Linked DNA regions of Mus musculus: regions 1 and 2 are each linked to region 3. Evidence: chromatin loops called from intact Hi-C (ENCODE). Cell type or tissue: heart. All regions are shown on one strand. Each heading gives the region's core, and the rest is flanking DNA. Links, peaks and the distances in the headings are about the cores only. Region 1 holds the start of Pla2g6 (phospholipase A2, group VI). Region 2 holds the start of Csnk1e (casein kinase 1, epsilon). Region 3 holds the start of Gm52190 (a long non-coding RNA gene).

Region 1 (9,647 bases), core at 619-8,618, 56 kb after region 3:
TTGGTTTGGGAGAACCTGGCAACATCAAAGCAGGCTCTTCCCGGTTATATCCTGTGGCTTTATTGATTTTCTTTCTTATTATCTTCATGTGTTGCCAGAAACAGAAAAGTTCAGAGTCCGAGCCACCCTGGATTCCTTGAGGTCGAAGGGAGCCGGGAACAGCCTCCTGCCCTTTATCAACACGTCAGCCAAACTGCCCTCACGAGAAACTTCCGCCCGCCCGAGGCATGGCCCCCATCAGCCACGCAGAATTGGCTTCAGTCAGAAGCCCGACCGCCCCCTGGCAACAGAAGCGGCTTCCATTGGGCAGTTATAGAAGATGGCGGCGCCTGACCGCGTGCGAGGTCCACGCTTGGGGTCGGGGCCACAGCCTGCCTGCGGCATGGGCTCGGTGGATTGGTGGAGAGCCGTAGTGTCGTCACGTGGGCGGGGCGCGTCAGTTTGCGGAAGTAGGAGGGCTGAGAAGTGCTGAGTAAGCCGAGGTGAGTGACGGCGCGGCGGGGGCGGGGCCTGACGGCCCTTTCCCAAACCTCCTGGTGCCCCTGTCTTGAATGTCGTCACCTGGACCCTGCTTAGGACCGGCCTCGTGTCTGCGACTCTGAGGCATGTCCTCCGTTAACTCCTATCTGGCCTCCTTGAGTGCTCCCGGCTTCTGTCCTTTCATCCCCTGGCGTCCCCAACTCCCATCCGGTGACCGCATTCTTCTCCGTTGCCGCCCTCAGTTTCCCAACTTCCAAAATCAACCCTTCTCCCAATTCATTGCCCGACTTTCACCCTGGACTGTCCACTGTCCCCAGCTCCTCTCTCTGCGCTTCTGAGTGCTCCTGGTTTTCTGCCTCATTGCCCGATTTCCCCCACGCCACCTGCTTCCTGCGTCCGTCCCTTTGTGCCCAACCCCTGAGCCCCCATTTCTAACTCCCTGCTTATCTTCTCTTGTGCCTCCGGTTTCCATTTGCTCCCCCGTGTGTTTTTCCCAGTTCTCTAGCCTCCAATCCTGGGTTCACCTCCAGCTCCCTCCGATGACCTGGAAGCTGGCGACTAGGAGCCTGTGACCCAGGTGACTGTGACTAGGGATTTGGGTGTGAGTGCGACTGGGAGGGCACAAGGGTTTATGGATCTCTGCCTGTATTTTTAATGGGCAGTTCACATGATCGCAAACAAATACCAATCCTTCCTCTAAAGTTCCCCCACCTGCCCTCTTGCCAGCCCGACAGGATTGGGCAGGTTTGGTTTGGCCTCGTTGAAGCTCCACCCTTAGACTAGTGCAGTGTTTTGTTCTGGTCTCTGCCTTCACGTGGTTCTGGAGCTTGGAGGCCATGCTCTGTTCTTGTCTGTTTTCTCACTGTGCCAGATAGGACTGAATTTTCTGCCCACATTAGTGACTGCCACGAGGCTCAGTATTTGAATGAGAAGATGTAGAAGACAAGGCTTGGTGACCAGTGTGGCCCTGTACAAGCTCCCTGCTTTGCTGTTGTTTCATAGGCAGGATGGAAAGGGCTGGGGGATAGGGAGAGAGAGGACCAAAGGGAGAGCATTCCCCTTTGTTCATGTTTTCAGTGTTTATTAATCACCCTGACAACCAGGCGCTTTTATTTCTGTTACCTTTATTCTCTGCTCCCTTTCCACTGAGCAAATATTGATGTAGCTAGCGCCCGCCCGCTGTTCCTGCTTAGCCTGGGGAAGGGAGGCCAGTGACCTCCTTTGCCAGGGTCATGCTAATACCTTTGGGGCTAGGTTTTCACTGTAGAGAGTCCCCAGTTTATTTATTTTTTTAAATTATTTTTATTTTATACATATGAATGTTTTTCCCGGATCTATGTAAGTACACTCCATGCATGCTGAATTCACTCGGATCTGGAATTAAAGGACTTGTGGGGGCTGGAGAGATGGCTCAGCAGTTAAGAGCATTGACTGCTCTTCCATAGGTCCTGAGTTCAATTCCCAGCAACCACATGGTGGCTCACAACCATCTGTAATGGAATTTGATGTCCTCTTCTGGTGCGTCTGAAGTCGGTGACAGTGTACTCACATACATAAAATAAAAAATAAATCTTTTTTTTTTTTAAAGAAGGTGTGGGTTGCCGTGTAGGTACTGGAAGCTGAGCCCGAGTCCTCTTCAGGAGTATCAAGTGCTCTTAACTTCCTGGAATCTCTCCAGCTTTGAGGGCAGTGGCAGTGACCCGCCCCAGGCAGCTATGCCCAAGGGACCATGGCAGACACTGTTCAGTGTGGCGTGTTGCTGAATCCAATTGCTCATGGGGCAGATGCCTTTCCTCCTGCACCCTGTAGGAAGTCAGGGGACCTGTGCCCTACAGTGTGACACCAGCCATGAGACTGCCATGAGACTGTCATGTTGTCTAAGGGCTCCTTCTGTTGGCTTACAGCATTTCCCCTCCCTAGGGGTTGCTTGTCTTGTTAAATGTAATTATGGTGGCATGCTTAAGAGGGATTTCCAAGGCATCCAATAGAATGATATAACTAAGAATATCCTGGAAGGAATTGCCTCCTGAGCACTGAGTTTACGTGTGTGTGTGTGTGTGTGTGTGTGTGTGTGTGTGTGTGTGTGTGTGTATGTGTGTGTACACATGAATAAGTGTGGCCTGTGTAGAGGGTGTGCTCTCCTGGGCAGCGTGAACAGATACAAAAGTGGCAGGAAGTCAAGTGACAGCAGGGGCCTGGTACTTGGATTGGACCTCAGGTCCTCAGCCTGGAGCCATGGAGGTGGGGTGGGGTGGACAGGGATAGGTGTCAGCTGCTCAGGAGGGTGACCCCAGTAATCTAATCATGAGACGTGCTGTGGGAATTGGCGGGCAGTCCTGTGTGTTTGGGTGTGCTCCTGAAAGCCCCTACAGCCATTACCTGAGACAAGAAGGCTCAGGTGTTCTGGCCTGGTTCTCCTCCCTCCATGCTTGTCTGTGTCAGGTGGAGGCAGTTTCATCTCTAAAAAGGCTGAAACACTGAGAACCGATGTTGGAACCATGCTGGGCAGTAAAACTGATTTTCCCAGAGGAACCAACCAGTCCCAAGAGCAGCAGTGCTGGAGGAAGGGTCTCCTGGTGGGGGAGCAGGTGGTCCTTGGAGGAAAGCCAGAGGCTGGGTTCACCCGCCTTGCTTTGTGGTGTGAGAGCCAGATGTGCGGGGGCATGGGATCCCTGTCCCACTGCCTTAGGGACGCAGGCTGGTGGCTCACAGATGTCCATTGATTTGTTCACTTACATCAAACAGCTGCTGGAAGTGGGTGCCATGCACCCTAAGGAATCAAAGCAGTGCCACGGTCCTTTGTGAGGGACCCCATGGAGTAGGGTTGCCAAGGGGAAAGGCTGAGGGGAGAAAAGAGCTTTCTGGAGGAAGTGGCCTCCAAACTGGTTCTTGAGAGACAAGAAAGGGGAGGTTTATTTGAGTGCATATCCTTTGTCTATTATGAGAGAGATGTTAAGTGGGGGTAGGAGTGATACAGGCCAGGGAGTGAAGGTGCAGGAGCGCCCAAGGACACTGAGGCACACATGTGACCTGTCTGCTGGGACTGAATGACTAGAGTCACGTCAGGGGGCTGGAGTGCAGGCTGGGCCTTTTCTGAGGATTCTGATACATTCTCTAGAGTTTGGGCTTTCTGAAGTATTGGAGATCCATATGGCATAGAGTCCATCAGCAGTGAGGTACTGTCATTCCACCGGGAGATATGGCCATTCAGTTTGTAGTCTGTGTGCTAGACAGCCATAGAGGAGCCATGTGTGTAAGGCTAGACCATGACCTAGACTCATGTACCTCCATTTTGAACCACGTTGAGTGCCGGCTTGTAGGGAGGGGTCAGTCCACTGCTTACTCTGCCTTTGGAGTGAGAGTGGACTCAGAATGAGGAGTGGGGGTTGGGGGGGGCTCGCATGAGCAGGGAGGACATTCTGGGTTTTGTAGAATGGACTGGATGGATCATGGCTCCCGCCAAGCAGTTTCTACCTGCAAGCATCCAAAAGGGAGGAGGGAAGGTGAACAGCCTGGCAGCCTTGCCAGGAGAGTGACCCTCAGAGTGAGAGCAGTCTTCCTGAGACCCGCCCTTCACCACGGCAGAGGTGGATGCAGACCTCCTTCAGCCAGTCCAGGTGACAGTGATCACCCATGGTGGCCATGCATGCCTCTGTCCTCCCAGCTGTGACCCCTGCTGTGCATGCCAGGAGGGCCTCTCCCCACCCCCCTCAGCTGTCTTCTGTCTTTCCTTAGAACTCAAGTCCTGTCCTCCAGTGTCCTTCCCCAGGGACCACACACTCTGAGCCTGGCCCTCATGGACCCAAGTAGCCCCTCCTGGGGGGCTCACTGAAGACCCTTCCATGGTCCCTCCAGGGCTCTTGTTTGGTTTTCATTTTGGTGGCCAGAGTGTATTTCTATAGTTTGTCATCTGAACCCTCCATCTGAGGCCCTCTCTGGATGGATCTCTCCATCTCTGATGTGAGTATACTCTTCTCTGGTCTTGTCTTCCGTTCCTCCAGGAGAGCTGTAGATGTCCACAGACACCATCTGCCTTCCAGAAGCAAACCAAGGCGGCACACTGACAGGGAATGGGTTAGAGACAAGGGGAGAAGCCACAGATCTTAACCTTAGGCTGCATGAAGGGTCGTCACCGGCACTGGCACCATGAATGGCTTGGCTTGGCCCTTTTCAGTTGTGGCATCTCTGGCTGGAAACAGGGGTTCTGTGTCAGATGACCTCATCTAGGAGCCAGCTCTGGGGCAGAGCAGTAGTGACAGTTGTCAGCAGTAGAAAACAATGTTACAGGAATGTAAAAACTGTGAGACTAAGCCCCAAGAGGTTTGAGGGAGGCCCCCAGTGGAAGATTCCTTAGCTGCCCTGATGGCAGCCTGGCCGAGATGGTAGCGGCAGGATGCCAAGAAGTAGGCACATAAATGCTTTGTAGCATTCCTGCCTGGCCCTGCCATGCTTGTTCCAGGATGTGTGTGGCCCATGGGTCCACAGAGTTCATTTCCTCTCTTCCACCTGAAGAGAACAATGGCTGCTGGTGGTGTTGTCACAGTGGGTTGGCGTCTGGCCTTTTCCTTAGTTACTGTGTCATATCCTGTATCACACTGGCCCCAGGAGGCTGGACAGAGGCCAGGCCTTTCAACATAGGGGACATGTCTCTGTCAGAGAATGCTGGGGTGAGGACTTCCTCTGAGTGAGGCTGCTGATCCCACAGACAAGTGGATTTAAACCAGTGAGGCTCTTGGGTGCACCCTGCCCCACTTCCTGGAGCACCTCTCTGCATCTGGCCTGGCCTCTGGCACATCTGCATAAAACCACAGAGCCCAGGACTCAGCCTACACCTGCTTTCTATAAAACCATAGTAATTTTGTGTGCCATTTGGAAAATCGAGAACAGCAACAGTGTTACTCATGTAACCAGGACCTTCATCTCCTCCAGATATCCTGGTATGCTTCTCCTGTCTATGCCTTTTTTAGTTTTGGATTTAATTTACATTTTTATTTGTGTCGGGGTAGGGGTGGGGGAAGGGAAGAATGGTGCGCTATCTCACCAGTCCCTTTTTTTTTTTTTTTTAAAAGAAGTTTGTGCAAAATACTTACTCAGTTAAATTTCCTCACAAGAATCTTGAATGGAGCCAAGCTTGGCACTAGGGTGAGAGACCTTGGGAGCCTCCTGAAGAAGCTTAGACTCTGGAGCTGCTCGCCTTGGACTGTAGCACTCGTCCCTGTCCCTGTCAGCTGTGTGACCTTGGGAATGGCCCGCTGCCTTTCTGTGCCTTAGCTTCCTCCCACTCGAAGCGAGGATAACCGTGTGGGAGGGTGGCTGTGCAGAGGAAGTGATACGAGCTTAGGATGGGGCGGAGGGAGGTGCCAGGTGTGCCCAGGCTGACAGTCACTCAGAATCTGTCAGAGAAACAGTTCAGTTGGTAAAGAGCAGCTCTCACAAGCCGGAGGACCCGAGCCCAGTCCTCAGTGGTGGTGTGTGCTGATGATTCTGCAGCTGGGGAAGTCCCCAGAACTCGCATGACAAGTTAGTTAACTCCAGGAGCTGCTGAGGAGGCCTTATCTCAAAATCCTGAGCAATGGCAGCTGAGGTTGACCTCTGGCCTCTGTGCACATTTACACACACACACACACACACACACACACATCTGAACATGCACATCCCAGTGACATACACACACAGAGTGCTTGCTGGGGTATAAAAGGAAAGATTTTTGTTGTTACTTGAGACAAGGCTACTCTGTCCTAGAGCTCACTGTGAGACCAGACTGGATCCAACCGCTTTAGATTCCTAAGGGCTGGGATCATAATGTGAACCATCATACCCTGTAAGATTGTCTTCTTGCCAAGGGCAGTAGATTATTCAGTGGGTAAAGGCATTTGCTACCTAGCCCGACAACTTGAGTTTGATTCTTGGCACCTACATGATGGAAAGATGCAGGGGCCACAGCACACGGATTCCTGCCACTGGCTGACACAGCACACACACTTCGACGTTTGTGCACTCATTTATTTGTTTGTGTGTTTTAATCCCGAGCTGGGGTTTCTACCCCTCCTTTGACTGCTTGCTTAGTTCCCAGATAAAAGAAACACATGACCTTTATATCTACAGTAAGCAAGCCTTAAACAGCACAAGAGCTGGGCAGCTGTCTGCCCTCCATGCTGTTAAACTCTACTTTCCGATCGATAGATAACCCCGAGTTATCAGTTACTATGTTTCATCTGGGCTGCCCTTAACTCCAGTTGGCCAGCCCTCAGGGCTGCGTTTTTTTATGGCTCACTTAACCCATGGAGGCTTCTCTTCTTCTTCCTCTAGGTTCTCCTCTGACCCCTAGCTAGGGGATCCTAAACCCCACCTCTGTCTCTTCTGCCCAGCTATTGACTGTTGGCATCTTTATTTACCAATCAGAAATAGCTTGGGGACAGGGTCACAGGTCTATGTACAGAGTCCAGGGCTGCACTTAGCATTGCAACAGACAGCAAGACCAAACCTCAACAGGTTTGTGTGTGTGTGTGTTTGTCTGGGGAGGGGATCCTCTTATATCTATATTTTCAGCCAAAAAATCCTGAGGCTGGCCATATAGTCTAGTAGAGTATTTGTTTTGTGTTCGTGAGGTCATGAGATGGATCCCCAAAGATATCTAGAAATAATTAACTCTTTAATGAGTGTGTATATGATTTTTATTACATTTTAGCATTGTTAGTGCACGTGTGTGTACATGTGTGTCATGATACATGTGTGGAGGCCAGAGGATGACGTAAGTCATTTCTCTCCTTCTTCCTTGCTTGTTCCTCAAGGATCAACTTAGGTTGTCAGGCTTGGCTGCAAGCACTTAAATGTGCCAAGCTCTCTTGCAATCTGGTGGTCTTATTTTTAACCATAACCTCATATTGTCTGTTTAGACTGATTCATTCATCCTCTGTATCTGCTGCTTTGTGGTCTCTGGGTTTTTTTTGTTTGTTTGTTTGTTTTTGTTGTTGTTTGAGACAGGGTCTCTCTTTGTAGCCCTGGCTATCATGGAGCTTACTATATATACCAGACTGGCTATCCTTTTTTTTTTTTTTTTTTTTTTTAGATTTATTTTTATTTATATGAGTCCACTGTACCTGTCTTCTGACACACCAGAAGAGGGCATCAGATCTCATTACAGATGGTTGTGAACCACCATGTGGTTGCTGGGACTTGAACTCAGGGCCTCTGGAAGAGCAGCACTCAGTGCTCTTAACTGCTGAGCCATCTCTCCAGCCCCAGACTGGCTATTCTTGAACTCACAGAGATCCAACTGTCTCTGTCTCCTGAGTTCTGGAACTAAAGGCGTGCATCACCATGCCCAGCTGTGACTTTTATTTTATATTGCTCTTTTTTCTGACCCACTAGCCACTGTTCATTTGTTGTTGTTGTTTGAATTTAGTCCCACCTATAAGAATGTGTAATTTTTTTCTTACTATCATTTTATCAAGCCCTATGTCTTACCATTTTAAGAATGTGTAATTTTTTTCTTACTATCATTTTATCAAGCCCTATGTCTTACCATTTTTGAGGTTTGTTTATTTTTATCTTCTGTATATGGGTATTTTGCCTTCACATGTGCCTGCCTGTGTACCACATGAATAGCCGATATCTGTGGAGGGCAGAAGAGCTTACGGGATCCTCTGGGACTGGAGTTCCAGATGAGTATGAGCTGCCACATGGGCTTGGGGAACTAAATTCAGATCCTCTGAAGAGCAGCCAGTGCTCCTGACTTGTGAACCATCTCTCCAGCCCTATCTTGGCTTGTCAAGACAGGATCTCACTTTATAGTCAGAACTGGCCTGGATCTTGCTGTGCTGCCTGGGCTGGCTACCTTTATTAGCCTCCTGAGTCTGGGATTCCAGGTGTGGGCCACCATCGTTGGCTGTCCCTGTGTTGAAGAAGACACGACTTGCGTTCTTCCCCACCGGTTCGTTATTATTAGAAAAGCAGGGACTTCCAAAGCTCCCGGCTGTTTCCAGAGTGATGGAGTCATATTCTCTAGGTCTTAGTTTTCTTATCTGTAAAATGGGGGAAGTAGTTAAGTAAAGACAGGCCAACATTTAAAGCAGTACTGTCTTTCAGGTGCCAGGCTGGCCCCAAGCTCACTGTGTGGGACCAGGATGCCCTTGAACTCCACCCCTGTCCTGTAGTGGTCCTGGGTTTCCAGGTATCCATCTCCATCCCAGTTAATGCAGTGTCAGGGCTGGAAAAGTCTGCTCTGTGCTAGACAAGCGCAGTGTCAGCCCTTGATGCCATTGTTAAGTAACGCTAGGGTCACTTACCCTACCCATCTGTCAGTGAAGCAGGCTGCTAGGCGCTGCACAGACCATGTGTGTGCGGTGTGCTCTCGCCCTGGGAAGAGACATGCGCATACACCCAGCTGAGACCCAGCAGGCTGGTCTAAGACTCACCATGTTGAAGAGCATAATGTTTACAACAAATGAGTTAACTTTTTCTGGAATGTTCTGTGCGTGCTTTCAGACCATAGCTGCTGAAACTGGAAAGGGAAACCCTGAGGTGGTGTCATGGGCGACCCTCACGCTGTTTTTAGCTTACTCCACAGTTTGTCTCCATTCCATCACCAAGGTTAGTCCTTTCTTCCAACCTGGGGTCAGAGCAGGACCAGACTGAGAGCTAGTGTCCATGCAGTGCCCGGCTCCCTCGGGGCATCCTTACTGCAGGGCTCTGTGCTGTCTGTCAGGCCTACTCTTTCAACAGGCGACATGTTGCCTCAGAGGTAGAGGGCGGCCTCTGGGGAAGGCAATATACTTTCTAGAAGCCCAAGAAAACACAGTTCTCTTAATTCTGGAGCTGGGGCTGTAGCCTAATGAGTGTGAAGCTCTGGGTTCTATCCCCGGTGCACATGAACACACAGGCTAAGGCTCCAATCTAGACTGGGAGACAATTTTTATAGCAGAAACCCTGACTTAATGTGTAGTTAAAACAACAACAACAACAACAACAAAACCCATCTCTCTCCCTCTTGAGTGAGTGCTAAGGAGATAGCCCAGTCATTCTGGTGTGAGGTTCTGTCCCAACACTCACCTATAAAGAGAGCTGGACACGGAGACATGCACTCGGGATCTCAGTGCTGGGGAGGCAGACAGGACACTGCCTGGAGGCTCGCTGGCCAGCCAGTCTAGCCTACTTGGTAAGTTCCA
Region 2 (9,647 bases), core at 621-8,620, 61 kb before region 3:
AAGGGAGCCTCTGGCTGGCACTCCACAGTTCTCTGACTGGGAGACCAGACTTTTAAAATATTTATTATTACTATTGTTGTTGTTGTTGCTGTTATTGGTTTTTTGAGACAGTTTTTTTTTTTTCCTGGATGTCCTGGAACTCCCTCTATAGACTTCAGGCTGGCTTTGAGGTTAGCAATTTCAGCTGCCTTTGCCTCCAGAGTGCTGGGATTAAAGGTATTTATTCACTACCACAACTGTCTAAAATACTTATTTTTCATTTCAACATGTTTATGTTTATGAGGGCTGGAGACATGGCTCTGGTGGTCCTGACCTGCTGAGCCATGTTAGAGCTTTAAATTTACGTTTATTTATTGTGCGCGTGCCATGGCAGGCAGAGAGAGGATACATTGCTGAAGTCAGCTCTCTCCTTCCACCAGTCGGGTCCTAGGAAGCAGGTTGTCAGGCTCAGGGGCAGCAGTTAAGAGCTCATACCAACGGCTTCTGTGGGAAGCCCACAGTCACCTGGAACTTCAGCCAGGGGATCCAATACCTCTTCTGGCCTCTGCGGGCATGTGTACTCTGGGCACATAGCTAGAAAGAGGGTACCAAGGGCTTAGTCCCTCACAAGCCTGGGCGAGGAAGCTTTCTGGTAGGTCACTCTCTGCTCTAGGGATGGGTGCATTTCATGAGTCGGCAGTGTGGTCTGTTGCTAGGGCCTGATAACAGGGGATAGCAAGCGCTGCTTCATTCATGTTTGAATGGGGGGGGGGGAGGCAGAAACCTCTTTGCTGTCCATTTTTCCAATCAGCTATTTATTAAACACATACCAGGTGCTAGACACTATTATAGATATTCACAGCACAGTGGAGGCCAAAATAGCATCAACTCCCCACTTTCATGGACCGAAGTCCTCTAAGTGGGAGACAGAAGATAAACAACAAACACACCCAGAGTGTGTTATAGCACTGAGTGTTTGTGGGCGACAGAGTGCAGGAGTCCGGGATCCCGGATGGATTTTATACAACTGACTTTAAATTTTGTTTGATGCTATGTGGGTGGGGCTGCATTGGTGCCACAGAGCCCATGTAGAGGTCAGAGGACAACCCTGTGAAATTAGTCTTGTCCTATCTTAATATGGGTTCTGAGGCTCCAACTCAGGTCTTGAGGTTTTTTTTTCATCAATCAGCCATCTTGGCAGGCCAGCGATAGGATTGTTAAGTCAGGAGACAGGAAAGCCTTCTCTTGAAGGCCTGAGAATGGAGGGGCCCCACCCCCCGAAGAGCATGGTGAACATGTGGCTCTCAGGAAAGTGTACCAGGCAATTGAATGGCCAGGGCCAGGGCCAGGGCAGGAGGTCATAACAGAGAAGCACCCAGATCATCAAGAGAATCATAGGTAGGGACATGCAAGGGAAGGTCATTTTTAGGACCAATCTGAACACTTGGTAAGTCAGAATGTCCATAGTCAAGAGACCTGGACTCATCCGCACTGTGCTGGGTGTCTAAGGCTGTGCCTGAGCCCCGAGGCCAGTGCTCTAGAGGGCCCAGGGGTCCGGAGGGGTATGAAAGTAAGAAATGGTACAAGTGTCCAGCTCAGAAATGAGCAGGGGGTGGGGGAGGGGGGAATCTGCTCCTGACCACTCAGAACTGTCAAAAGCTGGTGTGGCCCCTGGTGAGCTGGGTTTGTCTGCCTGCATCTTGTGGGTCAGCGGAGGGTGGCCCCGGGAAAGATGCCATCCAGCTATACCTCTGGGCTTGAAAGCTGGAAGTTGGAGGGGAGGATCTTTGCGAGGAGCTGAAGGCGGAGCCCTTGGCTGTTAGAATGAGGCAGGATTTCTGTTTGGGAGAAGGCTCCCTCCTTTCCTCCCTCTCCTCCACTGGGTTTTGCGTCACGGCTGTTTCCCCTTAGAGCTCAGCTGCAAAGCTCTGTAGAGGGCTCACAGCTTGGACTCATGAGGGTGTAGGAAGGAAGAGGCTCAGGCAAAAGGCAGCTGTGTGGGGAGCCACCTTCCAAGGGGGGTAGATCTGGGAGAGGGAGTCTAGGAAGGTCCAGCCACCCTGTACTCTTCTGAAGGCCTGGTGTGTGTGTGTGTGTGTGTGTGTGTGTGTGTGTGTGTGTGTGTTAGAACTGGGGACTTTTAAGACCAGCTACCCCTGGATACCCAGCAGAGAGTCTATAGCTGGAGGGTGTGGGCCTGGGAGAGGCTGCAAGTCCTGAAATGGAGGGCAGGTGACAGGATGAGGAAGGGAAGCTGGGACAGTGGACTCCAGACGGAAGATTTGTTCCAAAGGACCTGCGATGACCAAGAAGGGGAGGAGAGTGGCTTTAGGCAGCGCTGGCTGAGTTCCATCTCCAGACAGGTTCACCCTTGATCCATACCCCCGCGTGAGGGCTGAGGTACCTCCAATTCCCTTTCTGGAAACCACAGAGTGAACATCAACTCTGTCTGCTGTCCTCACTGGAGAGGGTTAAATGAGCTGAATGCCTCTCCTGGCGCTGCAGCAGAACAGGCCTACGTTTGGAAAGCTGGGCCCATGTTGGAAGGTTTGGGTGGTAACATTGCTAGGAGGACATTGATGCTTGCTGTGTTCTGCTCAGTCTTGCCAAGGCCCCACGGCCTGGGCTCTGACCACTGAGGCTGACTGCTGTCCAGACCAGCTGCCTCTGGTGAGGATTTGTGCCCTGCGTGGCCAAGGCTTCAGGAGAGAATGCGGGCCTGTCATACAAAACCTGCCAATTGTGAATCAATTGACAAACGCAAAGCCAAAAAGCACCAAGCGGGCCATGCTCAGTCCACCACCTGGGCAGAGAGAGCCAGTTGCCCGGTTTACCATCACAGAGGCCTCTGGAGGCAGCTCCTCCTCATTCTCCTGGTCTTCTGATCGGCATCCCCAGGTCCACCAGATGAACATGGCCATCTTGCTGGGCTGTGTGGGCCTGGGCAGACCTTTTGCCCTCTCTGGGCCACAGTATCCTGCCCTCCTGCCCTGTGATAGGACCTGGTCTATAGGTCTCCCAGCAATCTCCTCAGCCTCGGGGAGAAGATGCGGTTATTATGAAGTGACTCTTTCTGAGATGTGCTTCCGGGGTGATCAGAGGTACTATGTCCACAGTAACAGTTGTGTGTGTGTGTAGAGAGAGAATGTAGGTGTGTCATAAGTTGGAGCTTTGCATGACCCACTGTAAATATCATTTTAATAGCCTTGTGCTGGGACCTTCCATGGTGGAGCTGGAAGCTGGTGGGAAGCCTTCATTAACTCTCCCATGACCTGGGAAGGCTATGGTCCTTCTTCCTCGTTTGCAGTTAAGGACATTCAGGCATTGTCTGGGGGATGACTTTGTTGAATGAGCACCTCTGGGTCCCTGACTCACGTGTGAGTTCTTGGTGAGGGGCAGGGGGCTCAATGGGTGAAACTACGTTGGAATCTGAGGGACTGTCACAGTGGATCTGAACGGCAGAGGACAGAGCAAAGAAAAGTGTCTGCCTGGAGTTTTCTCTGACCACACATCCTTGGTCCTTGTCCACGCCCCTCAGTCCCTATGCTTTATTCCCAAAGCCCCTGGCCAGTGTTCTCTACAGCCTTCAGGCTACTGAGCCCTAAATCTCTTTTGCAGTGCCAGGAGTCTCAGCTGATTCTCTCGGGGGTCCCCGCAGCTTTGGCTGGAGATAGGGCAAGGCCTGAGTATAGGAAATCTTAGTTTTGTGTGCCCCTCACCCAGGGTGGCAGCGTCAGAACACGCTCTCCGGGGGCTGCGGGCCCTTTAAATCCTCCGGGGCGGCGGCGGCGGGCGGGGGATGACATCAGCGGGCGGGCCCGGGGCTCAATGGGAACCGCGGGGACGCGCGCGCGGGTAGGGAGCGCGCGAGCCGGCGGCGGGGGCGGGCGGCGGGAGGCGGCGGAGCGCGGAGCCTGAGCCCGGCCGGGCCGAGCGCAGCGCAGCGGGCCGGGGAGAGGCTGGCGCGCCCGCGGCCCGGCGAATCCTCTGGCATCCGCCCCGGCGGCCGCCCCGGCGCGGTGAGCATCGGGGGCCGGGGAAGCGGGGTTCCCTCCGCCTCTTTGTGTTTTCTTTTTGCGCGAGCGCGGGGCGGACACGCGCATCCGCGCAGGGCTGGGGGCGCCGCCCGTGAGGACAAAGGCGCGGCCGGGGACGCGGAGGGGACGGGCGCTTCGCAGGCCGCCGGGTGCACCGAGGCGGCCCCGGGTTGGGGCGGGGGACCTGCGGCAGGGGCCTGGCTGGGGTCCCGGGGGCGCTCGGGTTCCGGGCCGGCCTCGGCCCCTCCTCTGTGTCCTGGGCTCCGGGTCACCGAGGCCGTTCTCGCGTAGGGTGGGGGCGCGCGGGGGTCCTAAGTGATGGGGTGCGTGGTCACCCGGGCCACCGGCTTTGTTTTCCTTTGTGGCGAGAAGAAGGGAGGGGGTTATTTATCGCTTGGCTTCTCATTGCGGTGTGCGAGACAGCCTTGTGCTTCAAGCCTGTGAAAGCTGGGTGCCTGGGCGCCTCAGAGGCAGGGCTGCGACTTAGGCCACCCCCTCCCCCTACTTTGTCCAGAGTTTCCCCACATATTTCTTAGCATAGCCTCCCTTTGGAAAGGGGGTCTAGAGAGAGAGAGAAGGGGGTGCAGTTCCAATGAATACTTGCGTTTGGGACGCCTTTCCTAGGTTTAGGGCATTCCTTCAGTTTTTATTCTACTGATTCATTGACCAGGGTCTTGGCCCTGTGGAAGGTGGGTGGTGTGTGTGTCAGGAGGTGTGTGTGTATGGCAGGGTGACACGGGACTGCCCATGTGCCCAGCTGCTTGTAGTTGTAATTTTTCTAACCAGCTGAGAAGTCTTGACTCCTCATGGCCACCCCCCCCTTTTTTTAACTTTGTTTATTCCCCTCCCCCACCCCTCCCGTAAGGGACAGAGTGAAGAATTGGAAAGCTACTCTGATTTCCTGAAGGAGCCCCCACCCCAAAGTCAATTTCTTGGGGTGGCGGTGGAGGGGGGCTTTTAAGTGGAGGAGGGCTGGGACACGCTAGACTCCAGGGCTCTGGTCTCCAGGGTGGGGAGACCCTGGCGTTGGTAGGGTCCTTCAGGGTTGGTGATTGTGCAGAGAGCCGTGAGTGGAGAGGGGCTTGGGGGGTCATGTGCAGTGTATTTATGTAAGACTCCCAGACAGAGGGCACTGGTATTTATATAACCTGGCGTGGGTATTTATGTAATATAGGATGCAGTATATTTATGTTCCTTTCCTAACCTGTGGCTTTCCCAGATGCCATGTATGGTCTCTGAGTCGGCGTTAGTGGAAACCCGGCTTTGGGGGGGGGGGGTGTTTGTGAGTACACAGCCAGCCCCCCCTTTCCTGTAGGGATCCTAAGTGTGAGCCTCTACTCCCATGTTCCCCTTGGCGGGTGCCCTTAGCAAGCTGGACCATGTGTGGACCTGTGGTGCCAGGCTGGTGGGTTTTCTGCAGATATGCAGTCCTGTTCTTGGCAATCAGGGCAACTCAGCCATGTGGGCAAAGACCCATGATGGGAGAGCCCAGAGTTTGGCTGGCACCCAGCGGCAGCCACTTCCTTGTGGCTGGTAGAAGGACAGTGGTGGCTCTCGGGGACTTAGTACTAGGCTAGGGTGTCTCTCCTGGCTTGGCTCTCTCGCTTCTGGGGCTGATGGAGGAGCCCCAGTGAATCTCTCCTGGTTTCCTTCCAGGCCTGGTATCTGGGGGCAGGCTTGGCACAGGGAAAGGGTCAGCACCCCTTACCCCCAAGCAAGCCAGCAGTCACTGTCTCACCGAAGGGTTTTACTTCTCAAGCCTGGAGTGAAATAAGTTCTGGGTAGGAGGCCACCAGGTGGGCCAGCTGGACCCCTGTTTGGTCCTAGGTGAGATTTCTACCATTGGCTAGCTTCTGTGGGGATGGTAGCAAGGCCACTCTGGGCTCCGGTTCCCATCTATCTGCCAAAGGAGTGCCCTCTTGTTCCCTCACACCAGCTCATGTGTAACCATGCAGAGGCACCAAGGAACCAGTCTCCCTGTCTCATAGTTTACTATTCCCTGCCTCCCCATTCCCCAGCAGCCCAAACCTGCCCCCATTCATTGAGTCTTCTGTTTTGCTGACCTGGAACACAGGTACCCAACCTCTACCAGGCCAGTACAGAGGGATCCCTGCCATGGTCCAATCCTTGTTATCCATGGGCTTGGGGCCTCCACCTCATCTGAGGAAGGAGCAGGCTATGCAGCTTAGACCCACAGGGATGGGACCTGTCTCAGGAAGCCCTTACTTCCAGTCTTCAAGGAAGTCTCCCTGAGAGTCCGCATAAGATGTGTGTGCAGAAAGACCTGAGAAGTGGTTCTCTGTGGCCTGGGTAGAGCCTGGGAGGCCCTGGGAGGTACCTTGCCTTGCCTCTCTCAGTGGGGATCAGGTCCTCTCATATGAGGCCTGCTGGAACTGGCCAGCTTAGCCCTCCAGAGGCAAGGATAGAGGTGGGCAGCCTGTGGTTTCAGGAGTCTCGTGGTACCAAGGAGCTCTTTGACGTTCTTCCCTTTATCCTGGAGGTTGCAACTTGCTGACGGGCTATTATAGCTTTCAGGATGGTCTATTTCTGTGGACCCCGTTCCTCCCATTTCTATCAGATTCCTGGGGTCCAGGACGTCCCTGGGGTATTTTAAGTGTCTCCAGATTGTATGCAGAGTGTAAAGCATTTTGGAGAGACTTTTGGCCTTTTCACCTCTAAGGATGGGTGGAGATTCACTGCTGAGCACAAGACACTAGACATGGCCCTTCCCTGTTGTTTACCCTTTGTCCTTGATTTAGGGCCTTAGCCCATCGTAGCCCATCGGGTCTGCTTGGCGGTCCCTTCCTGGGCCTTGGCTCAGAGCCCATCTTTTCTGAACTAAGTGAAACTTGTTCTAAACCTGCCTCGGCCGTGCCCAGGTGTGTGGGCATGAGGACTACCTGACACCTGACTGCCCTTGAGCTAAGTGAAGCCAGATTGCTTCTCAGACAGTGGGAGGGAGGAGGAGCCTGCCAGCCCTGGTGGAGGAAGGGTCTGGGCCCTCTGCTGCTGGAGGTCCTGTCTCTGACCTGTTTCTGCTTCTCCCGCAGCAAGGTTGAAGCATGGAGTTGCGTGTGGGAAATAAGTATCGCCTGGGCCGAAAGATCGGCAGTGGCTCCTTTGGAGACATCTACCTGGGTAAGTAGCTAGGCCTCCAGCTGTGGCCCTTTGGGGCGGCTCTGGGATGAGGAGGAGGGGAGAACCTGGGATCTGGGAGCAGGAGTTTGCTCTGGTTGCCTGGCATGGCTTACAAGCCTCCAGGGTCATCCCGGATCCAGAAGGAAGCTCAGGTGGTCTGGGGAATGTCTTCTTTCACAGCTGGGCAGGCCAGGGCTCAGGAGGCTGCAAGAGCAGAGGAGATATATTTAGCAGGCTTCCAGCTGCCGCTGACCTGGGTCTCCATGGGGCATGGGAAAGCCCTGGCTGGGTTGGCATCCCTAGCCCTTGGGTCCTGGCAGAAGGATACTGATGGATAGAAAATGTTTTGGCTGTCCTGGAGCCCTGGGGAGGCTCCCCGGAAGTCCAGGCCTCTCCCTTAGATGTGGCTTTCTGGAATGCAGCCTGGGCCTCCTTTGGAATGACAGAGGAAGGATCTCATTGCTCTGGGAGCTCCCTGTCCCTGGATGTGTCCCTGATGTCATTTTAGGCAGATTGCTGGCATCTCAGCACCCCCCCCCCCCATCCCCCTCAAGTGTCGCCTTCCTAGCCTGGCCAGCCATGCGCCATTTTGAGTGTTGTCAGCCTGGAGGGGAGAGTTTGCTTGGTAAACTGCACGGATGGAGTTTTGAGTCTTGGAGTTGCTTGTGTGGTGGCAAGCCTCCTAGGTCATCCTTGGTGCTGCCCTGTGTCCTCAGGAGTAGGGCCTGGCTGTCTCTTGTTTTCCTCCTTAGAGAACGAAGATGAATCATTCTGCCCTGGGCAGAGGAAAGGGACATATCAGGACGCTGTAGTCATTAATCAGTTCGGTCAAGGGCTTCTTTTCCCTGGTGCTCAGAGCCCCTGTCCACTGTCAAGTATGAATTCTGCCGTCCAGCAAGCCTCAGGGCAGTGGGTAGGGGATACAGAGGCCTTCTTAGCTTTTACCTACAAGCCCCTTTCTGAACATTGTCGCCCACAAGGCAGCCCCCGTGTCCTGTTCTCGGTGCTCCCCATTTCCTGTGTGACCCAGGCTGTCCCTTTCTACTGATGGCAGAAGGCTAAGGTGGCTGCCAGGGATTGCTCTAGTTGGGGCCGCCTCAGCCCCACAGCCTCACTGAGTAGGGGTAGAAGAGAAAATGGGAGACAGACATCTCTGGATTCTAGACTTTATCTCGGGCAGCTGCCCTGGGACCTCAGTGTCCCCCATCTGTGTCCCCAGATGACCCGAGCACTGTTGCAGGACACAAATGAAACAGCCGTGAAGTAGTTTTGTACTTGGTGTCAGGTGTGCTGTAAACAGCTTGCTGTTTCTCTATGGGGTGTGGTGGTGTGTGCCTGCAGATGGAGCTACTCGGGAGGCTGAGGCAGGAGGATTGCTCAAGCCCAGGAGTTAATGGCTAAGTCATTGTAAAGTAGTGGGATAACTGTTCAAAGAATAAGTTTCAAGAAATCACAGTGCCTCTGGGTCCTGTCATTCCTTTCAGTAGGAGCTAATGTAAGGAATTTTGGGTCTGCTCCTCAACCCCACCCGGGGGCCCAGAATGTGGCCTGTCCACAGTGGATATCCAGTGAAGGCTTGAGAAGCAAATAGCAAGGAAATGGGGGCGTCGTAGCCTGTAAAGACCTCTGTGTGGTAGGGAAGGAGAGAGGAGGGACTTGGGAACTGGGTGGGCCAGTTTCTGCTTCTCAGTGCTCCTAAGTTACCTGAGCTATCCTGTCTCTTTATCTGAGCCTAGCACAAGTGTAAGGAATGTGTGTGTGTGTGTGTGTGAGCGCGAATGTGTGCGCATCTCTCAGGCACCTGTCTGAAAGAACACCCAGTGCTGGCCCCTCTTCTGCAGAAGGGATCCGAAAGCTTGCAGAAGGAGAGGCACAGCCCAAGGTCACTCACCGAGGCCAGTGTCCCTTGTTCCTGAGGTCTGCCTCCCTAGGGGGAGGACTTCCTGTTTATCTGTGGTCTCTATGATGCTAATTCCCTGGTGCAGATTTACTCCAGTTTGTGTCAGCTCTGGAATGAATTGACCCTGGGTCTTTCCTTTTGCTGGCTGGAAGCTCTGGTTCCCTGCCAGCCTTGACTTCCCCATCCCCAGCGTTGTGAGTAGGGCTGCCCGCCCTGCGTGAACCCCTTGCCTTGCCTGTGTGGGAACAGAGGTGATGGAAGGTCCCTCTGTGACCGGCCTCGCTGGCACACTTTGTTCAGAGTGCCGGCCACATTCTCATCATGGTGTTGGGCCAGGGCCTGACTCCAGATGGCCTCTACAGGTGGGGCCAGGCTGGGCTTCCACATCTAGCTTTCCAGGACTGACCTCGAGGAAGTCTTGGAATGAGAGCTTTGTGGAGTGGTTGTGAGCCCCTCAGCCCACCTTCCTGTCCCTCTGTCTCCCTCCCTTTAGGGTCTAAGGTGCATCCTGCAAGAGCTCTTTAGATCTGTTCAAATGGAGGGAGCCTCTGAGCTTCAACCCTACCAGGGGTAGGGAGCGGGTGGTTATAGAG
Region 3 (9,647 bases), core at 1,172-9,171:
GACTCATCATGACTTCTCGTCACTGGAGGAACCTGCCTGCACCACACTCCCTCTCACTGTCCCTGGTCTCTGCCAACTGTGCCCTCTTCATCATCAGCTGCACCTTTATAGCTCTGTCATGTTGAAAATGTTCTATAAACGGACTCAGACATTTTCTGACTTTGGGATTGGCGACTTTAAGCATAATGCTCTCCAGGCAGCCCAATGCTGTATGTATTGCTACTTTAAAAAAAAAAAAATTCCTTCTTTTGGCTAGGTTTCCAGTACTGTGTGACGTCTCTGGTTTTGAGCAGGTCTTAAGTTCAGTTAGAAAGCTGTTGGTCACTGCCACAGTATTTGTGCCATTACCGAATCCGTAGGGTTGTGGTGCCGTGCTGGTTGTTGTGGTGATTCCTGGGCATCATAGCCTGGTAAGACCATTGTTGGTCACGTCCCCCCTCCCCACTTCTAAGATCTATTTATTTGGTCTGGAGAGATGGTTCAGTGGTTAAGAGTACTAGCTGTTCTTCCAGAGGTCCTGAGTTCATTTCCTAGCAACCACATGGAGTCTCACAACCAAAAAAATGGGACCCGGTGCCCTCTTCTGGTGTGTCTGAATACAGCTACAGTGTACTCATATAATTAATAAATTTGTTTGTTTGTTTGTTTGTTTGTTTACTGTATGAGTGCTCTCTCTGTATTGCATGTACACCTGCAGGCCAGAAGAGGGCATCAAATCCTGTTACAGATGGATCTGTGAGTCACCCTGTGGTTGCTGGGAATTGAACTCAAGACCTCTGGAAAAGCAGCCAGTGCTCTTAACCACTGAGCGATCTTTTCAGCCCCTGTATCCTCTTTTGAGAGCTTGTATATAATGCCTGGAAGCTAGCTCTTGAGGAAGCATTCAGGCCAGTTCCAGCTCGGGAACTCTGGGCCCTGTGTTTGAGGTATATGGTGTCTTTAGCAATAGGGGCTTAACTTCCACTTCTGGAGGGCACTAGCAATAGGCTGAGTGTTTTAAGAGTCTTGAATAGCTCTGCCTAACAGAGAGGACTTCTTTCTCTTAGTGTTGGGGCTGTGGGTTGTTGTTTTTTTGTTTGTTTGTTTGTTTGTTTTTGTTTTGTTTTTCTTTCAAGACAGGGTTTAGCCTGTATTCTATAGCTCTGGCTGTCCTGGAACTCACCTTGTAGACCCGTCTGGCCTCAAACTCAGAGATCCACTGGCCTCTGCCTCCCAAACTCTGGGATTAAAGATGTTTATCACCATGACCAGGCAGACACTCTTTTTTAATGCTGAGAAATAGTCTTAAGATCTGGATGTAGTGGTTTATTCTATATTCGCTTGTTGACAGACATTTGGGCTATTCTCAGGCTTTTTAAGGGAGAAAGGGCTTATTATAGCTCAAGAGTTCCTGGTTCTAGTCCATCAAGGTAAAGATGTCAAGGCATCTAGAGCTTGAAGCAGCTGGTCAACATTTTAGCAGTCAAAAGAAGCCAGTGAATACATGTGTGCTTGTTTTTAGCTGCTTTCTCCACAGTTAGACCAGTCAGATCTCCTGCTTAGGGAATGGTGTCACCTAGAGTGGGCAAGTCTTTCCATATCAATTAACCCAATCCCCTTCAGCCTGGCTTAAAAATCCCATCTTCCTGGTGATTCCAGATTTATCAAATTTTGACAGTTCTGGCCGGTGCACTGATTATGAATACCAAAGCTCAAGCAATCTACCTGCCCCAGCCTCCTGAGGGCTGGGACTACTGGGCTGGGCTGCCACACCAAGCTGCATGGTTGCATAAGAAATGGCTTGACAGTGTTCTGCTTTATCTTCATGCCAGTGTAGCGCTGTGTGTGAGGTTCAGTTTCTCTGCCTCCTTGCCAGCATTTGCATCAACACTGTCTCTCATTGTGTAGTTCTGGGGATACCTCTCTGTGGTTTTCATTTTCTTCTCTATCGTCTGATGATGTGCACACCAGCTATCAACCTAGCCAGTGCTCTCTTCAGATTGGATGGTACAGTTGAACTTTTGACTGTTGCCCAGGTTTGTGCTGCAGACACACCCCACCACTCCACAGTGCCGCAGCTCTCACAGTATTAACATTTCACTCTTTTCTCTCCTTTCTCAGAGCAGTGACAGATGGGGCTCTATGAGTTCAAATCCAGCCAGGGTCACCTAGTCATACTCTGGCAGCAGCAGCAGCAGCAGCACCACCACCACCAGAAAGCATGTGTTTGAGGTTTAGCATGAAGTGATACAAATAATATTGATCTGAACACAAGTCCACAGTCATAAGAATAGGATAGGACAAAGCAAAAACAAACTAATTGGTGGTTGTTTACATTTTACACCAATGTCTTTCACAGCAGAGTCTTTTAAACAATAGTCATCTTAGATCAGCAGAGGACAGCCAGCCTTCAGTATTGTCCCGCAAGATGCTTTCTCTTCATCTCCTGCTTTCTCCTCCTTTATCCAGGCTGCAATTGTTTTGACAGGTGCCACCCTCGAGGCTTAGTTGTAAGTGCACTGTCGATCATTGCAGTGCGCATGTTCCGTCTGTGTCAGACTTCCTGCAGTTACGCCCAGGTTCATTTAAAGTGCTATTTTATTTATTATAATAATTGCTATTATTACTCTGTGTGTGTGTGTATGTGTGTGCGTGTGTGTGTGTGTGTGTGTGTGTGTGTGTGTGAGAGAGAGAGAGAGAGAGAGAGAAATTGGAGAAAGAGAGAGAGAAAGATTTGGAGAGAGAGAGATTAGAGAGATTGATTGATTGATTGATTGAGGAGTGATCAGAGGATTAGCTTCCACCTTTATGTGAGTTCCAGGGACTGAACTCAGGTCATCAGGCTTGGCAGCAAGTGCCTCTACCCAAGCATCTTGCAAGTCCTAAAATAGTCACTTCTAATTGTAAGCCCATTTATCCTTGGGACATCTGTAGACTAGAACCCTCTCGTCTCGGACGTAGTTGCACTGGAACACTGTAGAACTCCTCTGGCAGGAATCCCACCCAGCACCTTCAGAGCTTGAAGTTAGTATGTTCAGACTCTTCTGGGTTTAGATGCTGCTGGTAGATCCTTGCCCATCAGACACCTGACCACACTGACCCCCAGGCAGTCGCCTCTGTGTAGCGTGATCGGATGTGACCTCCACATTGCAGTGTGGTGCTGCAGGAGCGTGGAGCTTTGGGCTCCTCAAGGTCAAGGCCGTGTCTTCCCAAGATCATGAGGGTCCAGAGGCTTCAGGACATTTCCTCAGAGAAGTGACCCTACTGGATCCCTACCACCCTCTGCCATACCCTTGGCAGAATTTTGACAGTTGCTCAACTAAGACCGGGAGCCATGGGCTGGGGAAACAGCTCTTGGTTAAAGTGCTAACCACCGAGAATGAGTTTTGGAGTTTGTTTCCAGAACCCACGTTAAAAACAGAAGGGGGAGCTGAATTGGAAAGCCCCAGGCCAGCGAGAGACTCTCAAAAACAACTGCAGGCACACACAAGCACACATGCACACAGATGAACCCCCTATCCCCTCCCCCCAAAAAAGAATTGGAATCTGCTAGAGCAGTTGGAATCTAAGCCTCGTCTTGTATGTTTCCTCCCCACCTTGAGGAACGTGGACTGTATTTAAAAGGGAAGCCACAGAGACCATGCGGATTAGAGGGTGCTAGACCAGCTGCGGTTCCCCCTGCCGCAGGGGCCAGGTGCTCCACCAAGCCAATGGGCTGTTTGCTCTGGGATCTGGGTCATGAGTGCTCCCTCCCAGGAAGACATCTGTCTGTAGCTATAGGACAGTGGGACCCAGTACTCTTCTCGCCTGTGCACCTGTAAGCAGTGGGTCCCAGGATCTGCTCCCCTCGCCCTCTGTGCGCATTGTGAGCAGGTGCAGAGCTTAGGGTGCTGTGGACTGGATTGCAGATGTGGTCGGCAGCCTCCATGTGGGCCTTGGGTCTGGGTGGAGGAGCTGATACACCTGCCTTTTGAGGGGACCAGAGTGAGGACATTGCTTTAACTGTGATCTGAGAGAATGTTCTAGAAACCTTCAAATCATTTGGTAGGGGGCTGGAAGCCAAGTTTCACATCTTTATTCTGTTTCCAAGATGTAGATAATATCACTTCAAAGTTGCCATGAGGGGAAAGAAAACAAACATAAGATAATATTTGGAGGAAATGCTGGAGATTTAGGGGTCTCTTTGCCCACTCCATGTTTATCCTTTTCATCTGGGGTGACAGGCAAAGACGTTGATTCACGGTGCAAACCTTTCTAAAGAAACGTCTCAGGCGCTAGCTTTCAACTTGGCAGCCATGCCTACAGCAGCTATTATTAGGCTGCCACGGCGTCTCTCTCCAGAGCTTGCCACCAGTGCTCATACACAGACACCTTCTCCGTTTTTTTCAGTTTCCCAATTTAGATTCCTTCTCTGCTTTTGAGTCTTGAATCTGTCTTTTAGTTGGTGGTTAGGGATTGTCGATGTGGAAGAGAGCAATCCAAGGGCTCTGCCTGGGTCCCGGTGTTCTGACAGCTAGATGTGGAGGCTGGATGTGAGTGGGAGCCCAGCAGGAGTGCGGGCGGACAGCCGGGCAAGGTGGGGTCTGGACCATAGGGTAGGTGTGAGTTGTCTGGACCCCACAAAGACGAGGGGTCACTACATCCTGGCCTGGATGTCAGCTTTGGGGTTTGCAAGGGACTGTGAGGTTGGTCACCTGGGCTGATGATGGAGCTGGGGACTCAAGCTTCAATCAGGCTTCTTCCCAGTGTCTGTGATGTGCCCTCGCTCTCTCTCTCTCACTCCACTCACCCCTCTCAGCCGTGCGTGCACTGGTGCAGAGTAGCCCCCCCCCCCCCCGTCTCTCTCCCCACTCACCCCTCTCAGCTGTGCGCGCACTGGTGCAGAGTGGGTCACTGGCAGTCTGGGGTTTGGGCAGTTGGCCTTCCAGGTCACCTGATGGCTGGGTAGTACTGACCGCCGTCAGTAGGTGGCAGCACTGAGGAGGATGAGACTTGTAGGGCTCTGATGCCTGGGTAGAAGGCGCAGTTGGACTCCTCTGGCTGCCATAACAGAATGCTGGAAACCAGCCTGTTTCTCACTGTTCTAGAGGCTGGGCAGTTGAGATCCAGGCACTGACCACGCTGTCCAGTGGGGCTCATTTCTGGTTCATAGGCAACTCTTCTTTGTCTTCAAGTTGTAGAGAAGGGGTCTCACACCAGGGTACTGATCCCTTTCATGAGGACTCTACCCTCCTGACCTTCCAAAGACCCCCCTCCTAATGCTGTCACTGTGGCTGTCAATCTGGGGCACCACACTCCTTAAGAGCATTCTGATGCTCCTGGAAAGCTTTGTTCTTGGAAAGTAGCTCTAGTCTCTGGCCCAGCCTTGCCCCAATTTTCAGACATGTGGTGGGTACCTGTCAGCAGCTCTCCTCTGGGCTGCGTGAGGATGACGTCTCCATTTCAGATGGGACCCTAGCTCTGTCTAGACATAGAAAGGCTTTGTTTCCTCAGAGATGCCATCTTCCCTTGGTTTCGCTTTCCCACCGGAAAGTCCCTTGACGTTCCTCAGTTCTGCCATGCTCTTGTGTGGCCCACCTCACTCACCATCTCTGGAGATGCAGATCGAAAGCTGGTAATGAGGCTGAGCATTAGAGATCGCTTGGCTGCTGGACTTGGTGCTGGAGATTCAAAGATGAGAATAGGGGACTTACTGCCTCTGAGCAGGCAGGAAGAGAGACCCGTGGACCGAACGCAGACCCTGTGTTCCTTAGAGAATAGCTAGGGCATGTGAAATGGCCTGGAGTATCCGGTTGGGGAAGTGTCTGGGCAGGGTTTTGGGAAAGTGGATTCCTACATTGAGTTAGAAGATGATTTCTCTGAGGTGGGGGTGGGGCGGGGGCAGAGATAGAGTACTTTCCTGGCATGTGTGAAGTCCTAGGTTTTATAGTTTGAAATTTGAAGATAAGCCATAACTTTATGTCCCAGATAGCACAGCTGGGACCCGAAGGATTGAGTGACTGTTAGCCATTATGGAAGTCTGAGAGAAATCTCAAAAGCCAGGCCCTTCAGGTAGATTCCCATAGCAATAAAACAGCTTTGCCAAGCCTGACAGTGGTGGAGCACACCTTTAATCCCAGCACTTGGGAGGCAGAGGCAGGCGGATTTCTGAGAGTTCAAGGCCAGCCTGGTCTAAAGAGTGAGTTCTAGGACAGCCAGGGCTACACAGAGAAAGCCTGTCTCAGAAGAACAAAAACCAAACAGCAGCAACCACAAGAAAAGCCATTCTGTCACATCAGCGCAGCACAGGCCTTTTATCCTCACTCACTGAGGATTTGAACTCAAGGCCTGCCTAGGCTATACATAGCCTCTAAAGGAGGGTGACAAGGGGCTGGCGAGATGGCTCAGTGGTTGAGAGCACTGACTGCTGTTCCGAAGGTCCCAAGTTCAAATCCCAGCAACCACATGCATGCTCCGTTATGAGATCTGACGCCCTCTTCTGGAGTGTCTGAGGGCAGCTACAGTGTACTTACATATAATAAATAAATAAATCTTGAAAGAAAAAAAAATAGGAGAGTGAAAAGAGGCCCATGGGACAGTTCCGTGTGCCACGTGAGGACTCCAGCTTGTGGCAACAGTACTTAGGGACTGGCAGGGTAGCAGTGGTCAAGCTGTTGTTAGCAGTTGTAGGTCAGCACTCTTCTGTACCCTGCTTCCCAGCCATGTTCTGGCCTCCTAACTTACTATGGAAGATTGAGGTGACAAAGGTCTCAGAACATCACAGGCCATTGTGTATTGGCCCAGAGATGCCAGGGCAAGGGCTGAGCAGGGGCATGGCTAGGCCCATGATGCAGACCTGGAAGGGTTGTTCACAGCACACCACCGCTCGCTCGCTTATTCCCGTTTCTTCCCTAGGCCAGCCCGTCACTCACGGCACGAGATCCTCTCAGGGAGCCTGCTGCTGCTGGGAACCATGACAGTGAGGGGGGCCGCGCTGGCCCCAGACCCAGCGTCACCCACAACCACAACAGCTTCACCTAGCGTCTCTGCCACCCCCGAGGGCAGCCCCACAGCCATGGAGCACCCTGTGTTCCTGATGACCACTGCCGCCCAGGCCATCTCCGGCTTCTTTGTGTGGACAGCTCTGCTCATCACTTGCCACCAGGTACCTTGGTGTGATGGGGGAACATCCTTAGTGTCCCAAGTGGTTTCTAGTTCCACAAAGGATGCTTCAGGCCGGCCAGGCAAGGAGCGTAAGCCCTGCTTCCTGGGGTTCTCTCCCGCACCCCAGCTCCCCTGCAAGCAGGTGGTGGCTTTGGATTCACCTCCAGTCCAGTAGCAACTGGAGCATCGGGATTGTGAGGAGACACACAGATGCTTGTCTGCTACGACCTGCTCAGAATCTGCTGGCCACGCACATATGCAGCCGAAGCCACGGAACGGTTGCAGTTAGACATTATTGGGAGCCTGAGGGAGGTGGCTGAGGAGCTGGTGGCAGCTCAGGAAGAGAAGTCAGGTCTCCTGTTTCCTGTCCTTTCGCCCTCAGGGGAGGTTGGGTGCCCAAGGAGGAGCTTGCTGGATTCCCATGTAGAGGGTTGGATGAGTCTGCTCAGGCCCCTGGCAGCCCCTCACCAGCTGCCGTGCATCTCAGTCTCTTTCAGATCCATTAGTGGCCAAGGAAATTGGCTCACAGCGGATGGAAATGTTTTGTCCTTTTCCTTAGTCAGGGCTGGCCTGGGCTGGGCCAAGAGTGATGTCATGAGAGTCGGGCTGCGCCCTTAGCTCTGCTTCCCCAGAGTTGCACTGCCTTCTCCTGCCTCCCTGGGGATATTGCAGTCAGTGCTGCCTTAGTTCAGCGGATTGGGCATAGTGTGAGCACACCACTATGGCCACACAGCCTGGAAGTGTGTCCAGGTCCTCCAGAGGGAGGCTCTCGAGTACCCCACCCTCTCTAGCATCTGTGAAGGGACAAGGCAGAGTGGCCACAGCCAGGTGGCTTCAACTCGCCCTTGATCAGCCCTTCAGCTAACTCAGTGCTGCTGCTGCTGTGAGACCTTGGGAACTTGGCTTTGGGGAGGCAGAATGACAGGAGCACACATTGAGGACCGCAACTTCAACAACACTGTGGCCCTACTGTCCCCTGTAGCTGAAGGTGGCCTGTAGATAGTGTCACACCGGCTTTATGTGGTCACTTTGATTGGACTCTCACGATGGAAGGTTTGTCATCTAGTTTTCCAGAGCAGGATTGAGGCTCAGGGTGGGTAACTTGCATCAGCCCATAGAGCAAGGAAGGGTAGAGACAGATGTCAGGAGCCATCCTCTTCCCATGGAGCAGGCAGGAGGAAGAGGGCAGACAGGCAGGTGGGAGGCAGCTGTGGTAGTAGTGGGACTTGGCTGACTTAGTGCCCTCCCTCAGATCTACATGCATCTGCGCTGCTACAGCCGTCCCAATGAGCAGCGCCACATCGTGCGCATCCTCTTCATCGTGCCCATCTACGCCTTCGACTCCTGGCTCAGCCTCCTCTTCTTCACCAATGACCAGTACTACGTGTACTTCGGCACCGTCCGAGACTGCTATGAGGGTGAGCACACCTTGGAGCGGGGCTTGGGAGGAAGGTTGGGGAGTGGGGGCCTTGGGGCCAGGGGGGTGCACATCCCTCGTTCATCTCTAGGACCTGAGGCTGGCACGTCATTCCTCAGTCTCTCAGGAGCCTCTGGACCAACCTCACAAGGATAGATCTGGATCCCTCTTCCCCACCTGGCTGTCCATCTGTCGCTAATGGACGGGTAACCATCCACATGTAACCCAAGTCTCTGCTTACAGACATGGTTTGGTTTGGGGGATCCCAAGACGCCTTCACAGATGCCTCGAGGCAGGAGCTCTACCTCTGATTCGTTTATTTCTCATCTCTGGCTTCTCTAGCCTGGTTGGCAACTTCTAAATGATCCATCTATGGATAGGAACCATGGGTATTGGGGGAGGATTTACACAGCTGGCCTGCAAGCCCATGTGTCCCCCTGTGATGCTCTGTTACGCCTCAAAGGAAAGGACTGGCACCCCCTCCTTAGCGCCTTCTGACACATTCCCCCTTATTTCTGTGTCCCCTACCACAACCTCTTTAGGAGACACATCAGCCTCCACCCCAGCTCAGCAGTAGGTAGTTCCTCGGTGTTAGGAGCTGGCGTGGTCTGATTTTCCAGCCCCGAGTGGGACTGACCCTCATCTTGTCTCTTCACCAATGTCATATCCTTGTCCCTGCACTGTCTGTTCCTTCAGTGGATACAGCCCTGAGAGGAGGCTTCACTCCGTGGGAACAGAGCCAGGCACGTGACAGCACTATCCCCTCCCCCTTTGAGAGAAGATCTCATGTAGCCTGGGCTGGCCTCAGACTTTTTGGTTAGTGGGGAGAGCAGGGAGCAGGTATCAGTGTCTCATGCTATATCTCTGACTGACCTGGAGCTCATAGAGATCGGCCTATGTCTACCTCTTTAGTTCTGGGATTGAGGTGTAACCTTATAGCCTTTGTTTTTTTGTTTTTGTTTTTGTTTTTCACGACAGAGTTCCTCTGTATAGCCCTGGCTGTCCTGGAACTCACTCTGTAGACCAGGCTGGCCTTGAACTCAGAAATCTGCCTGCCTCTGCCTCCCAAGTGCTGGGATTAAAGGCGTGAGCCACCACTGCCCAGTGT

What was found. Hi-C counts contacts between places; a loop is a spot of excess contacts. Peaks named below come from ENCODE experiments on the same cell type or tissue, not always from the same donor. Only the 100,000 strongest peaks of a DNase experiment are listed, where the experiment ranks them.
Region 1: a loop joins it to region 3, with 2.4 times the contacts of the local background. A loop is called at or near these places in 3 of 42 quality-filtered maps.
Region 2: a loop joins it to region 3, with 1.9 times the contacts of the local background. A loop is called at or near these places in 2 of 42 quality-filtered maps.

The regions. Positions count from the first base shown.
Region 1 is chr15:79,319,045-79,328,691 of GRCm38, reverse strand. Pla2g6 (phospholipase A2, group VI) reads left to right here and starts at 321. Exons shown (of 17, transcript NM_001199023.1): 1 at 321-1,057. It overlaps Gm20420 (a long non-coding RNA gene), which reads right to left. Exons shown (of 3, transcript XR_003951549.1): 3 at 9,108-9,531. In heart, for the core only: no CTCF peak of the experiment used is centred there; DNase peaks (open chromatin) are centred at 1,021, 2,761, 4,137, 5,051 and 1 weaker place; H3K4me3 peaks cover 1,528 bases; H3K27ac peaks cover 5,466 bases.
Region 2 is chr15:79,436,279-79,445,925 of GRCm38, reverse strand. Csnk1e (casein kinase 1, epsilon) reads left to right here and starts at 3,869. Exons shown (of 11, transcript NM_013767.6): 1 at 3,869-3,998; 2 at 7,067-7,154. The coding sequence starts at 7,079. In heart, for the core only: no CTCF peak of the experiment used is centred there; DNase peaks (open chromatin) are centred at 3,805, 5,075, 5,485, 7,295 and 5 weaker places; H3K4me3 peaks cover 3,787 bases; H3K27ac peaks cover 5,398 bases.
Region 3 is chr15:79,375,940-79,385,586 of GRCm38, reverse strand. Tmem184b (transmembrane protein 184b) reads left to right here. Exons shown (of 9, transcript NM_172608.1): 2 at 6,874-7,123; 3 at 8,375-8,540. The coding sequence starts at 6,932. Gm52190 (a long non-coding RNA gene) reads right to left here and starts at 6,891. Exons shown (of 2, transcript XR_003951550.1): 1 at 4,835-6,891; 2 at 1,291-2,542. In heart, for the core only: CTCF peaks have their summits at 4,750, 4,950 (motif pointing right), 6,432 (motif pointing left) and 7,784; DNase peaks (open chromatin) are centred at 4,576, 4,946, 6,986, 7,716 and 2 weaker places; H3K4me3 peaks cover 537 bases; H3K27ac peaks cover 2,649 bases.